Regions from separate parts of the Homo sapiens genome. Here regions 1 and 2 are each linked to region 3. The links are chromatin contacts, found by Hi-C or POLR2A ChIA-PET in ENCODE. All regions are on one chromosome and are shown on one strand. Each heading gives the region's core, a stretch centred on a gene start or an enhancer-like site at or near the end of the contact. The rest is flanking DNA. Distances are from core to core; before and after follow the strand shown.

What was found. A loop is a pair of places that touch in the nucleus more often than their neighbours do. ChIA-PET counts read pairs that join two places held with the same protein, here RNA polymerase II (POLR2A). Pooled maps may share reads with other maps.
Region 1: a pooled map shows a loop between it and region 3 (4-fold over the local background). The contact joins the promoter of BRPF3-AS1 here to the promoter of ARMC12 in region 3. A Hi-C loop is called at or near these places in 3 of 37 single-sample maps with no recorded cell type and 12 of 50 pooled maps. POLR2A ChIA-PET finds 5 or more read pairs at or near these places in 1 of 52 experiments (naive thymus-derived CD4-positive, alpha-beta T cell).
Region 2: a map of B cell shows a loop between it and region 3 (23-fold over the local background). The contact joins the enhancer-like site here to the promoter of ARMC12 in region 3. A Hi-C loop is called at or near these places in 8 of 168 maps with a recorded cell type or tissue (A673, B cell, IMR-90 and 5 more), 6 of 37 single-sample maps with no recorded cell type and 16 of 50 pooled maps. POLR2A ChIA-PET finds 5 or more read pairs at or near these places in 1 of 52 experiments (WTC11).

What each region holds. Positions count from the first base shown.
Region 1 is chr6:36,195,903-36,199,834 of GRCh38, forward strand. It overlaps BRPF3-AS1 (BRPF3 antisense RNA 1), which reads right to left and starts at 1,301. Exons shown (of 3, transcript NR_187147.1): 1 at 135-1,301. BRPF3 (bromodomain and PHD finger containing 3) reads left to right here and starts at 842. Exons shown (of 13, transcript NM_015695.3): 1 at 842-1,068. RefSeq lists a silencer at 457-1,196 and an enhancer at 1,547-1,596.
Region 2 is chr6:36,093,900-36,097,776 of GRCh38, forward strand. MAPK14 (mitogen-activated protein kinase 14) reads left to right here. Exons shown (of 12, transcript NM_139012.3): 9 at 2,088-2,167. Among named protein-coding and RNA genes, the nearest start is that of MAPK13, 35 kb to the right of the region's middle. Within about 2 kb of position 1,477, at least 10 of the 41 ENCODE cell types and tissues checked have a DNase peak (open chromatin) inside an H3K27ac peak, as active enhancers do.
Region 3 is chr6:35,734,683-35,738,518 of GRCh38, forward strand. ARMC12 (armadillo repeat containing 12) reads left to right here and starts at 2,350. Exons shown (of 6, transcript NM_001286574.2): 1 at 2,350-2,589; 2 at 3,345-3,490; 3 at 3,702-3,836. The coding sequence starts at 2,427. It overlaps LOC285847 (a long non-coding RNA gene), which reads right to left and starts at 2,265. Exons shown (of 10, transcript NR_027117.2): 1 at 2,159-2,265; 2 at 1,081-1,196; 3 at 398-682. RefSeq lists enhancers at 2,630-3,238, 3,239-3,836.

The sequences.
Region 1 (3,932 bases), core at 51-2,550, 460 kb after region 3:
ATGCCCACAGTGACAGACGAGTTACCAGGCATGCTTAAGCAGACTGTCAAACTTTTGTTTACTCCTTTTAAACGGAAAGTCAGATTTTTTTTTTTTTTTTTTAAAAGATGTGTGGTGCGGAACAAGACGCTCACCTGTACACAACAAAGGCAGGTCTTTCCCGGCTGTCCTCACTGGGGGAGGGGATGGACAATCGCTAGACCTTTGTCCTCAGGTCCTGGGCATGGGGGTTAGGGGAGACGCGACTTTCTGGGAGTCGTGCAGGCACCTGCAGTCAAGAAACTACATATTGGTTTTGACCTCAATGACTGCCCTGGCTTAACCTTTGGAGAGGCCCTTTAGTTCGGGGAGGGGGCTTGCTGCTCCAAACCGTAGCCACGTCACCCACAAGGACTGGGGAGGAAATGACTGACCGCTCAAGAGTCAGGGACCCCTGTCTCTCCCAACTAGACCCGAACGTCCACAGCCCTCTTATCGGGCTCGCCCCGTGGCGGGCAGGGCCGTGGTGCGCAGGGATCGCGGCGGGCGCAGACCCGGTCTCTTGCTCGGTGTCCCCGCCGCGCCCGCACCGCCACCGTGAGGCCGAGCCGGGGATGGTGCCCCGTGGCGGCGGCGGCGGCGCCTCCGCGCTCCTCTCCGCACCGCCCCGGCCGCCGCCGCGCCAGGCACGGGCGGGGGGATTTTTTTCCCGTTTCCCCCTCTTTCGCGCTCTCGCTCCTGTTCAGCGGGAGAGCCCGCAGAGTCAGGGAGGGAGCGAGGGAAGGGGTGGAGGTGGCGGGGGGAGGCCGGAGGGGCGGATCCTGCCTGGGGGCTGATCCCTCCCTCCCCTCGGCCGGGCTCCGTGGCGGCAGCGGCAGCAGCGGCGGCTCCATTCCCCCTCCTCCCCCGGGAGCGGCGGCGGCGGCCGGGCCGGGGCCCCAGCGCGGGCCGGGAGGGGGCACGGCGGAGGCCACGGAGGCAGGCGCGGGAGAAGACCGCGCTCCGCTTCCCGGGCCGCGCCGACCTGCTCGGCGGCCTGCCCGCCCGCGCCCAGGGGCCCCGAACGGTGGGGCCGGGCAGGCGGCTGAGGTAATGGGGGCGGCAGCGGGGCCGGACAGAGCGGGGGCGGGGGCATCGGGGCCTTCGGGGACCAGGGACTGCACGGGGGGAAACCGGAGAAGCGGGGGGCTTTCCGAGCAGGGCGGGGGCGGTGCGAAAGCTCTCTCCTGGAGCGAGGGCGGCGGCAGGGAAGGAGAAGGCGGGTGAGCGGGGGAGCTGAGAAGCGAGGACCCCCTCCCGCAGCCGCCATCTTGTCTCCCCCCCCAGCCCTGGATTCCGAGCCGCTAAGCCCCGCCCCCGCCACGCCTTCCAATTGGCCTGGCCAGACGAGAGTCCCGCCCCTTGAGCGGCCCTAGGTCCCCTGGGTCCCTCTGACGGGCAGGTGACGCAGCCAATGGGTTCTCGCCTCTCCGCCCCGCTCATTCGCTGGCGCTCGCTTTCTCTGTCTGAGGGTCGGACTCCACGTCAGGCTGTCTCTGGTGCGCTCGCCCCTCCCCTCTGAGGAGATGTTATTTCCCTCCTTTCTTCTCCGAGGGGTCAAGATTCTTCTGGAAGAGGTGCCCCCTTAAAGGAGCAGGAGCCTTGGCTGGGGTCCTCCTTGTCTCCTGAGTATCTTGTGTGAGGTGCAGGGGATACAGTCTAATTGCAGAAGCTCCTCATTCTTCGGGGACCTGGATGGGGTGGGTGAGCGAGGGGTCAGGGGGTGCCGAGGGGAAATCTGGGGGGGCGGGGGTTGTTGGAGATATTTTGGAGGTGTGTATGTGGGAAGGGCTGTGTAGGTTGAGAAACTCCCGCCAAAAAACTCGTCTAGACTGTAAGCTCCTTGTGGGCGAAACTCTTTTCATTTCCCTCATCAGCAGTCCCTTCCCCCTCTAGAGTTTCTCCCCGGTGTCTGGAGGCGTGGGTGGGACAAAACACGTCTGTGTAGAGTCTTGCATGGTCGAGAGATGCTTGAGCAGCCGAGGAGGTGGCAGGTGGGGAAGGAGAAGATGGAGCGGCTTTCATGAAAGTGGGCGCCGCACCGCCTGTCTGCGCTGTTTGGGGTCGGTGTGGAGGCAGATGTTCTCACCTCTTCTAGGGCCTCGGTGCCTTTGGAGGGGTGGGTGATGAAGCAGGTCTGTTGGCCCTGTCTGCCCCCAGGGACTTGGCATTTGTAAGGAATCCAGTAGCCAAGGGCCTCTGGAACCCGGACAGAATTGCTGCGATGATTCTGTTTCCTTTGGCTCCAAATGGGGTGTGTGCCAGCCCGCCTGGCACTGCTCCTCAGCCAAATTGGTTTTTTGTTTGTTTCAGTCACACTTTGGGATTGGAAGGCCTTTCAAGTAAAGATGTTAATAATACCTTATTAACAAGTAGCACCTAGAGAGCTAGATTGTGTTACCCTCATTTTACTGATGGAGTATGGAGGCATAGAGAGCTTAAGGGACTTTCTCTAGGTCACAGAGGGCCAAGATTAGAACCTAGATTGCCCCAGAGCCTCGTTTTGTACCAGACCATAGCACCTCTGTGGTGTTCTTAATTCCCACTGAGAGGAATTGAGCATCGGAAGACCTGGGTTCAAATTGTAGCGTTATCACTTACTAGCTTTACGTTGAGTGACATCTTTCTGAGCTTCTGTGTAGATGATAATAGCTACACCATCTCCTAAGGTAGTTGTGAGAAATATTAAAAGTAAGAGGGCTTTGTAGTTTGGAAAAAGTGCTTTTATTATCACCGTCTCTACTTTATATAGATGGTAGACCCTGCAACCAAGGCGATGAATTGTTTTTCTCTTTGAAATCTTCTCTTTGTTCATATCCTTCCAAGTCTGCCCACACCATGGGGCCCTGTATCCCCAAAGGTCTCTCCTGGTGGTGACAGCCTTGGTAACTGCCTACCGCAGCTCCTTATGAGCTTGTCATCCAGAGAATGATGGGGGAAACTAGGACTTTCTCTTGGCTGTACAAGGATAGACTAGATATGAGTGTTCTGGGAGAGACTTTTGAGGTAACAGAATGCATTGAGAGTTTACCTCAGATACTGCCCAGATCATCTTGGCCTTCGGTCGAATGAAGGTCCTAGACAGGCCACTATAACTTCAGAGATCTCTTGGAGCCACTCTCAGAGCTTCTAGGGTTTGTTTCTGCCTGGAAATGTACTAGTTGGTGTATCCTGGATCAGGGGTTCCCAACCCCCAGGCCGCAGACTGTGGCCTGTTAAGAACCAGGCCATACAGCAAGAGGTGAGTGGCGGGCAAGCGAGCATTACCACCTGAGCTCTGCCTCCTGTCAGATCAGCGGCTGCTTTGGATTCTCATAGGAGCGCGAACCCTACTGTGAACTGCGCATGTGAGGGATCTAGGTTGCATGCTCCTTATGAGAATCTGACTAATGCCTGATGATCTGAGGTGGAACAGTGTTCACCACCCACCCTCATCTGTGGAAAAATTGTCTTCCACGAAACCAGTCCCTGGTGCCAAAAAGGCTGGGGACTGCTGTCCTGGATGGTGTCTTTTGTAGGGAATACCCTGCATACTGTAGTTTGAAGCCCTTAGACCATGTATCATAGATATTTCAGATGCCTTCACCCCTTCACCTCTAGGCAGGGTCAAGGAGTAGGGTTTCTGATCGTGGTAAGAGGTATTGGGAGAAGACTCTAGTGACTTTTGATCCTCTGATGGGGCCCATTGTTCACGTACAGAGCTTGACAGTGGATGCTTTTCTTGTTTTCTTTTCTAAACCGTTAACTACATGTGTTTTCCATAGTTAGCTGTCGCCCAGCTTTATGTACATCATTAGAACATTAGATCTTTCCCCATGTTACACTGTAATAATCTGTTTACTTTTCTGTCTTTTGAGTTAGACAGGGCTCCTTGAGGGCAGGGATCATGTGTGTTTGATTTCTTCTTTCATTCA
Region 2 (3,877 bases), core at 227-2,726, 360 kb after region 3:
TTTATCTTGTGGTGGCTACCCAGTTAAATATATTCCTGAAGAGTGTTAATGTGAGGAAACTAAATTTTTTGAATTGAGTCATTTTAGATGAGCAAGAATTTTTTTTACTGATTTCTATTGTAATATAATTAATCTGATTATTTTAGAGCAAGACAGTATCCATCCCACCCCCATTCCTACTCTGTCCCATGAACATATGCTATAAGATTTTTTACTTGTCAACATCTTGAACTGAGAAGCCAGTATTAAAATCTTAACCTTTATAACACAATGATTTTTGCCATTTGCAGATGACAAAATTCCCTGTTATTCTTAATTTAGAAATAATGTGAGTGGACTTGTTTCTAGTTTGTTTTTGCTTGCTAAAGAACACAAGTTGTTTGGGTTTAGGGTGGGGTTTGGCGCACCTTTTCTGAAAGGGCCAGGTAGTTAATATTTTAGGCTTGGGAACCATATGGTAACTGTGCTTGTTGTAATTGGAAACACCTATAGACTGTACATAAATGAATGGGCATGGCTGTGTTCTAATAAAACTTTATATATAAAACAGGCAGAGCCTGGGGTTTGGTGACTCCAGCCTAGAATTTTCTTCCATTTAAGCTGATTTCATGTCTGAAAGAAAGTAAAAGACAGGATGTCAAATTACTGCATTAAGTTATTCCTATAACGTAGGCACCTGTGGCTTATAGAGACTGTTGTTTTTAAGTGCTGCTATGTTGCCTTTATATGTATAACCATAAGCAAAAATTTCTTTCATCCTGCTCTACCTTTTCCTCAAATATTTTGACTACCTGTCATGTACCAGATGTTAGGCTGGGGATAAATGGTGAAGAGGCAGAGTGGCCCCTGTCCTCGTAGAGCTGTAGACCAGTACAGGGGGCAGACAGTAAGCAAATAAAGTAATTCTAGGCTGTGATAAGCACTATGATGTTATCAAGCATGGTGCTGAGAGAGAATTGGGGGGTGGGGTGTTATGTATATAGAGTGTTGAGGGGAGGCCTCCCTTAGGAGGTGAAGTTGAAGCTGAGACCTGAAGCCAAGAGGATTTAGTCATGTGAAAAACCTGATGGGTCAGAAGACAGTCATCCTCCCCTTCTCCCTCCCTGGAATGTCAGTCAGTATAAACGTGGATAAACTGTTCACATTTTCAGAGGAAATATTAAAAGCTATTTTATAATATTTTTCCCCCTCTTTTTAACTTCCTTTTTAGGTAAGATTAAAAGCAATGAGAACAAACAAATTTTTGTCTTCTGGTTAACACATGCACATACATTCTGAGTATACATTGAAGTGTTAGCTACCAGGATAAAAGTTATGGCATTGTGGCCTATTATTTAGAGCCTTTGGGATGTGTGAAGTTTGTTAAGCATTGTTCATTTGCATTTTATAAGGTTGAAACCGCCTGTATTTGCGTTCTCATGGCGCTCCTAAAGGAACATGCGATGGGAGAGCGCCCTCTGCTGGCGACTCTCCCTCATAGTGCCTGCTATAGCCAGTGTGAGAGGCGAGGCTTCCCTTTCCAGAGGGTGTGCTCCAGTGGTCAGGCTTTGGGGTCTCACAGGCCTTCCACTGTCATATCACAAGCTCTTTAGGTCACGCTTGGGAGAATATTCATAAATAGACTTGTACATCCCTAGCTCCTGTCTTCTGCTGCTTTTTTCCTTATCTGTGGCCCTCTAATTATCAGTGCACTTTGCTGAACTGGTTACTGACACTGTGATGGCAGATGAAGAGGGCAGTGTAAACTGAGTGAAGCTCTTGTGTTTTCACCTGCTGTCTTTGGCAGCTAAGAACCAGCTAAAGTTGCCTCACTTTACTGATACATGCTGTTGACAGATGCATAAAATGAATATAAAGTGGATATGTGTTTGGTAGCATTTTGAATCTTTGTACAGGAGGAGCATGCCCTACGTGAAGTGATCATCCTGCAGGAGCCTTGACCTAGAGGGATTCACCGTGTTGGCTAGGTTTGGGGTGTTTCATTTTTGTTCTCGGTGTGTTCTGTTTGTTTGTTTTTGTTTTGTTTGTCATTGTTTGTTTTTCATTTTTATTTTGTCCCAACATTTTCCTTTATGGTCCACCATTAGATATTGATCAGTTGAAGCTCATTTTAAGACTCGTTGGAACCCCAGGGGCTGAGCTTTTGAAGAAAATCTCCTCAGAGTCTGTGAGTTGATGCTTTGTAATTATCTGCCCTGTTGGGAGCCTCTGCCACTTGCCTTCTACCAATCTGTACTTTGACCTGGGTGTGTTTGTAAGCACACATGCCCTTTGTGTGCTGACTTCCCGGATGAGTGAGGTATAAGACAGTGTGAGTGTGTGTGTGCGTGCACGCATGTGTGCCTGCTTGCATGCACAAGTGTGTTTTATTCTCTATCTGGGTACACACTAAGATCACGGGAGCCTCCATTAGACAATAGTATCCCAGTAAAGCAATGAGATTTGAGATTCTAATTCATTCCAAGAGATTAATGTAAACTTTGTGTCTCTGTCCTCAAGACCTGACTTTCTTCTTTCTCAGAAGTTTCACGTATGCTCTAGAGCTCTTTTCACTGTTTCTAGTGTTTGTTCTCAGAGCATGAGCTTCACCATGTATTTAGTTTAACTTAATCACTAAAAGAATAAAATGTACATTGTCTGCACACTGTTGCCCCTTCCCAGAAGTTATTTTTTATTGTTTTAGAATAGATACTCACATATCCTATGTAAAATGTTTGTTCCCAACAGAGGGACCTTTCTACCCAGTCCCTAGACCCCACTCAGAAGAAACAGCTTCACTCCTGATACCTCAGATACACAGGAATGTGGTTATAAATTTTCCTCCTATTGCCTTGTAATTATAAGTTAGATAACCTGAGACAGAGTTTGGAACTAGTGCTTTCTTGCTTCTAAGCAGGGACTTAGACAGAAGCCATGGGAATGTGAGTCTGGCTTACTTTTGCTATGATTTCCTGCTCTTGGTCATTTTCTTGGGCCAGAGGCATGAGAGAAGCCATGAAAGCCCAGCTTTTCTTTTTCCCTCGATCTGCTGCCAGGCAGTTGAACAAAAGAAAAAAAGAGCTATGGAGCCAAGCTCCAGTTATGCCTTCCTGGATTCTCCTCCCAACATTTATGACTGAAGGGGCCCTTTGCCTAGTTGGGAAGATGGCTGGGTAGCTTGAGGCAAGCATAAGCAGGTGAGTTGGAACCGTTCATCATCTTCCTGACAAAATAAAGAATACCGTCATCTGGTATGTATCCGGTACATTTCTTGAAAGGATCCCAAAGCCCAGTGTATTTCTGAACCTCCACTCTGAATTTGTTTCATTTACTTATTTAAGATAAAGAAGCAAAAGCCCAGAAGGGCAGTGACTTTTCCATGTCATGCACTGAATCACGTGGCAGAGCTGAGTATAGATCCCAGATGTTCTGATAACATGATCCAAACTATAATCCCATGTGATTACACACTATTTTGAAAGTCATTGTCAGTGTTACCACAATGTCAACCTAAAGAGGTATTTTTTTCTCCTTTATGATATGTAGAAGCTGAATTAGAGTGAATCAAAGATATCAGATGATGCTTAGAAAGAGCAGTACTTTTTTTTTAATGTTTTTGCTTAGAAACACTGTCTTACAGTAAGAGGACCTAAGGGCAGAGGGAGGAGCTCAATTAATAAATAGTGCTAATGAGACCAAGCAAATTCATTTCCTTCCTGAGAGTGTCTCCTAGCAGCCCTTTCTTAGTCTTCTCTTCCATCCCAACCATCTGCCCTATAGATACGTGCTATTAGTCATTTGGAATTGGATTAGGAATTCAAACCAAAGTCTAGGTAAAATAGTCAATAGTATTTATCTGTCATTAATCCATCACTTATTTTTAAGAAAGAAACAATGA
Region 3 (3,836 bases), core at 1,100-3,599:
TCCCAGCTACTTGGGAGGCTGAGGCGAGAGGATTGCTTGAGTCTGGGAGGCAGAGATTGCAGTGAGCCAACATCGCACCACTGCGCTCCAACCTGGGTGACAGAGTGAGAACCTGTCTCAAAAAAAAGAAAAAAAAAAAAGAAAGAAAACAATTATTCCCAAGAAAAGATGGTCAATGGACTTTATGCCAACAAATAGACATTCCTTTGTCTTTAATTTTTTTGTTGTACTGTGGACTAGTAAAAATGTCACTCTAGGAATGACTCTGCCTCTAATCTCTCTGAATCATTTGAAGGCAGAACCAGAAGAAATGGGCCTTAGGTGTGGCAGGAGGGAGTTAGGTTGCAGCCAAGAAAGAACACTTTTTGGAGGTCTTTAAAGAACAGGTGAGCCTTACCTGTGCTTAGGAAGTGAGGGTTGCAGAATCGGCTCCATGGGATGGAGGGGCCAGTAACTCTGGGTCCCACCCTGGAGAAGGGCAGAGCAAGGACCTTGTCTTGAGGGATTTATTCTCAGATCCACCAAAGTAGCCTGGGAACCTAAATGACAGTTCCCATCAGGCAGCCGTTTTCTGCTCGGAGTTCAGTGGAGATGCGATGGGGTTGCATGGCAGTGGGGAGGCTTCCATGGGCTTCTACTCACCCCTCACCACAGGGAGTTCATGTAGTCACCCACCTTGGGGCTAAATAGAGTGCCAGGAATGATGACCCTTGAGGAGGGCTGAGGACAGGAATAGAATGGCCACCCAGGAGTGTTGCTTGTTCCCTGCCTGCTGCCTAGGGTGTACTGGGCCAAGGCTCTGAGTGGGCAGGCCTGGCTGGCCGCAGCATCATTGGAGATGCTGTTTCCCTACCTCCTTCCATCCTGGGTGCAGCCCAGGACCCAGAGCCTTCTGTCCCAGTTCTCCCAAAAAGGGATCAGGGCCAGGTAGGTGAACACCTGTTCTGGTGCAGCATGCTCAGCACTGGCTGTGGGCGTGGCCCTAGTTTGGAGCTGGCCACTTGCCTGTTCTGCAACAGAGAGTGGGGACAGAAGTTGCGGGGAGACCCTGGTGGGGAAGAGGGAAGGGTCTGGTCTCACCTGCCCCATCCTAGTGGTGGGGATCAAGACCTCCACAGGTGGGCTCACATCCTCTGGGGTGGTGGCATCTTCTGACTCCAGAGGACCTCACAAGCCGCCTCATATCCCTGGGGAGGCTGAGAGGTGATACTTCCAAATTTAGCTGAAAGGCACAGACTTACCCACATTTTAATCCTGGAGTTTTAGAATGGTAAATCCGAATCCCTTTAGGTTACAAATGCAGAAACAGACTAAGGCAAAGGCGATCCCTTTCTCCTCCAAGGTCACTCTGGTTAGAAGGGTCTGGAGCCCCAGTTACTAGATGCTGTCATTGTTCTGCCGCCAAGTCCTTAAAGAATGGCAGAACATGACTTAAACCACCTGCTAAGTACAAGATTCTATGCTGGAGATGCAAAGGTAGCTGTCCTCAAGAGCACTTTGTCAAACAGGTAAACTTCAGGGCAACATGCAGATGCTGGAAAAGGGTGGATTTGCCTCAAGAGTCTGTGCATGCTTTCTAAGATACTCCCCTCCTTTTCATCCTCTGATGCGGGGAGGGAACCCTACCTGAAGAAACACCCCAAGGCCCAGGGGTAGATCTAGGGTGGAGAGATCACATATGGGAGGGCCCGGAAAGAAAAGGAACAGGGTTGTCAATGGGCATACCCCAAACACCTCACCCAGAAATGCCCTAAGGCCCCAGCCCGGAAATGGACCTCTGCTGCCCTCTAATGGTGGAAAGGCAGCCTCTGGAGCTACCTGCTGGGGTCCCCCCTTAAAGAAGAGGAGATGTGAAGGACACTTCTGCCCTCTCCCCTTTTATTCCCCTTCTGTCTTATGCTTCATCTCCTGTGGTCTCTAAAGCAGAACCTTCTCTTTTTTTTTTTGAAATGGAGTCTTGCTCTGTCGCTTAGGTTGGAGTACAGTGGCGTGTCAGCTCACTGCAACCTCAACCTCCCAGGCTTAAGCGATTCTCCTGCCTCAGTCCCCTGAGTAGCTGGGATTACATGTGTGCGCCACAATGCCTGGCTAATTTTTTTGTATTTTTAATAGAGACAAGGTTTCACCATATTGGCCAGGCTGGTCTCGAACTGCTGACCTCAAGTGATCTGCCTGCCTTGGCCTCCCAAAGTGCTGGGATTACAAGTGTGGGCCATGGTGCCTGGCCCCATCTGTTCTCGAGCACTCCTGGCTGCCCCATTTCCTGACCACTGCCCTCCATCCCATTATCTCCCCAGTTTCCTTTGTTGCCTAGGTTCCAATTCTGGTACCCTGGTTCCTGACCCTGCCAGAGTTCTGGTTCCGGAAGGCCCCCCACAGGTGCCTTGGGCCTAGCTCTCACCTGGGCCCAGGGCAACACTGAAGACATGGGCAAGAGCATCCCCCAATACCTGGGGCAACTGGACATCCGCAAAAGCGTAGTCAGCCTGGCCACAGGCGCCGGGGCGATCTACCTGCTCTACAAGGCCATCAAGGCTGGCATAAAATGCAAACCACCCCTCTGTAGCAACTCACCCATCTGCATCGCCCGTGAGTGTCCGGGCCCTGGGGAGAGGGCTCTGCCCCAGGAGGCACCTGCTCCCGAGGCCTCTGCTGTGGGAGGGCCCAAAGGTGATGCCTCCAAGTTCCTCTTTCCTTTGTCTTTCTCTTGTCCATCTTCCTCAAGCCCACCCTGCAGCGTCCTAGGCAAGGCCCTGCCAGAGATGCTAGCTCAGGGTCCCTGGATCTCACTCAAGTGGATCCTCAGACTCATCTGGCAGGTCTCCAAATACTACATTTCCTCTGGCTCCCAGGATTCCACTTCTTGGAAACTTGGTGTCGGCAGCTCCCCCCATCCCTTTTCTGCCCTAGGAACGTGAGGCTTTAAGGAAAGGGAAGATTGGAGGACTTACTATATGCCCAGAGCTTCCACTAGTCCACATGTTCTTTTGTGCAGAGTAGGAAAATGAGCCCCTTCTGCAAGACTCTTTATTGCCATCTGCTGGAATATCATTGCCACATACTGGTTATGATGAAATACTACTTGTTACCGCCATATGCCAGACAGTTGTTAGAGTAAATGGACAAATCTATGATGGTACGTTATGGACAATACAACATTAGATAGGGTGCCCTTGTGCAGTAAACATTCGTTCAACTGTACATGGTGGTCCTGCATATGGCGAGAAGGCTTCTCCGAAAAGGCAAGGCAGCCTTGTCCCCAAGTCCCTGTCCCCTACTTCCCAACCCCATTCTTTCATCACTTCTGAGTCCACAGCCTGAACTGGGCTGGGGTGGCTGTCTAGGCCTGGCAGTCGAGCGAGAGCGGCACGGGCGGGACTCAGGTGAGCTCCGGAGGCTCCTCAACTCTTTGGAGTGCAAACAGGATGAGTATGCCAAGAGCATGATCCTGCACAGTATCACTCGCTGTGTGTACTTGCTGGAGGCTGAGGTAAGGGAAGCAGGAGGTCCCCCCTAGCCGGCCTGGCCCCTGGGGGTTACGGCCGATCCCTGCCCCTGGAATGGCCAGACTATATCCTGGGACCTCTCTCTGGCTGATAGCGGTGGGGGGGGGGTGTGCGGAGGGATCTTGGTGACATGGGGGGCAGTGGGCCCAGAACACCCGCTTCTCCTGCCTCTTCCATCTCTCCCCAATACTCCAGGCCTCTGCTTGTACTACGGATGACATCGTGTTGCTGGGCTACATGCTGGATGACAAGGACAACAGTGTCAAAACCCAAGCTCTGAATACACTTAAAGCTTTCTCTGGCATCAGAAAATTCAGGCTCAAAATCCAG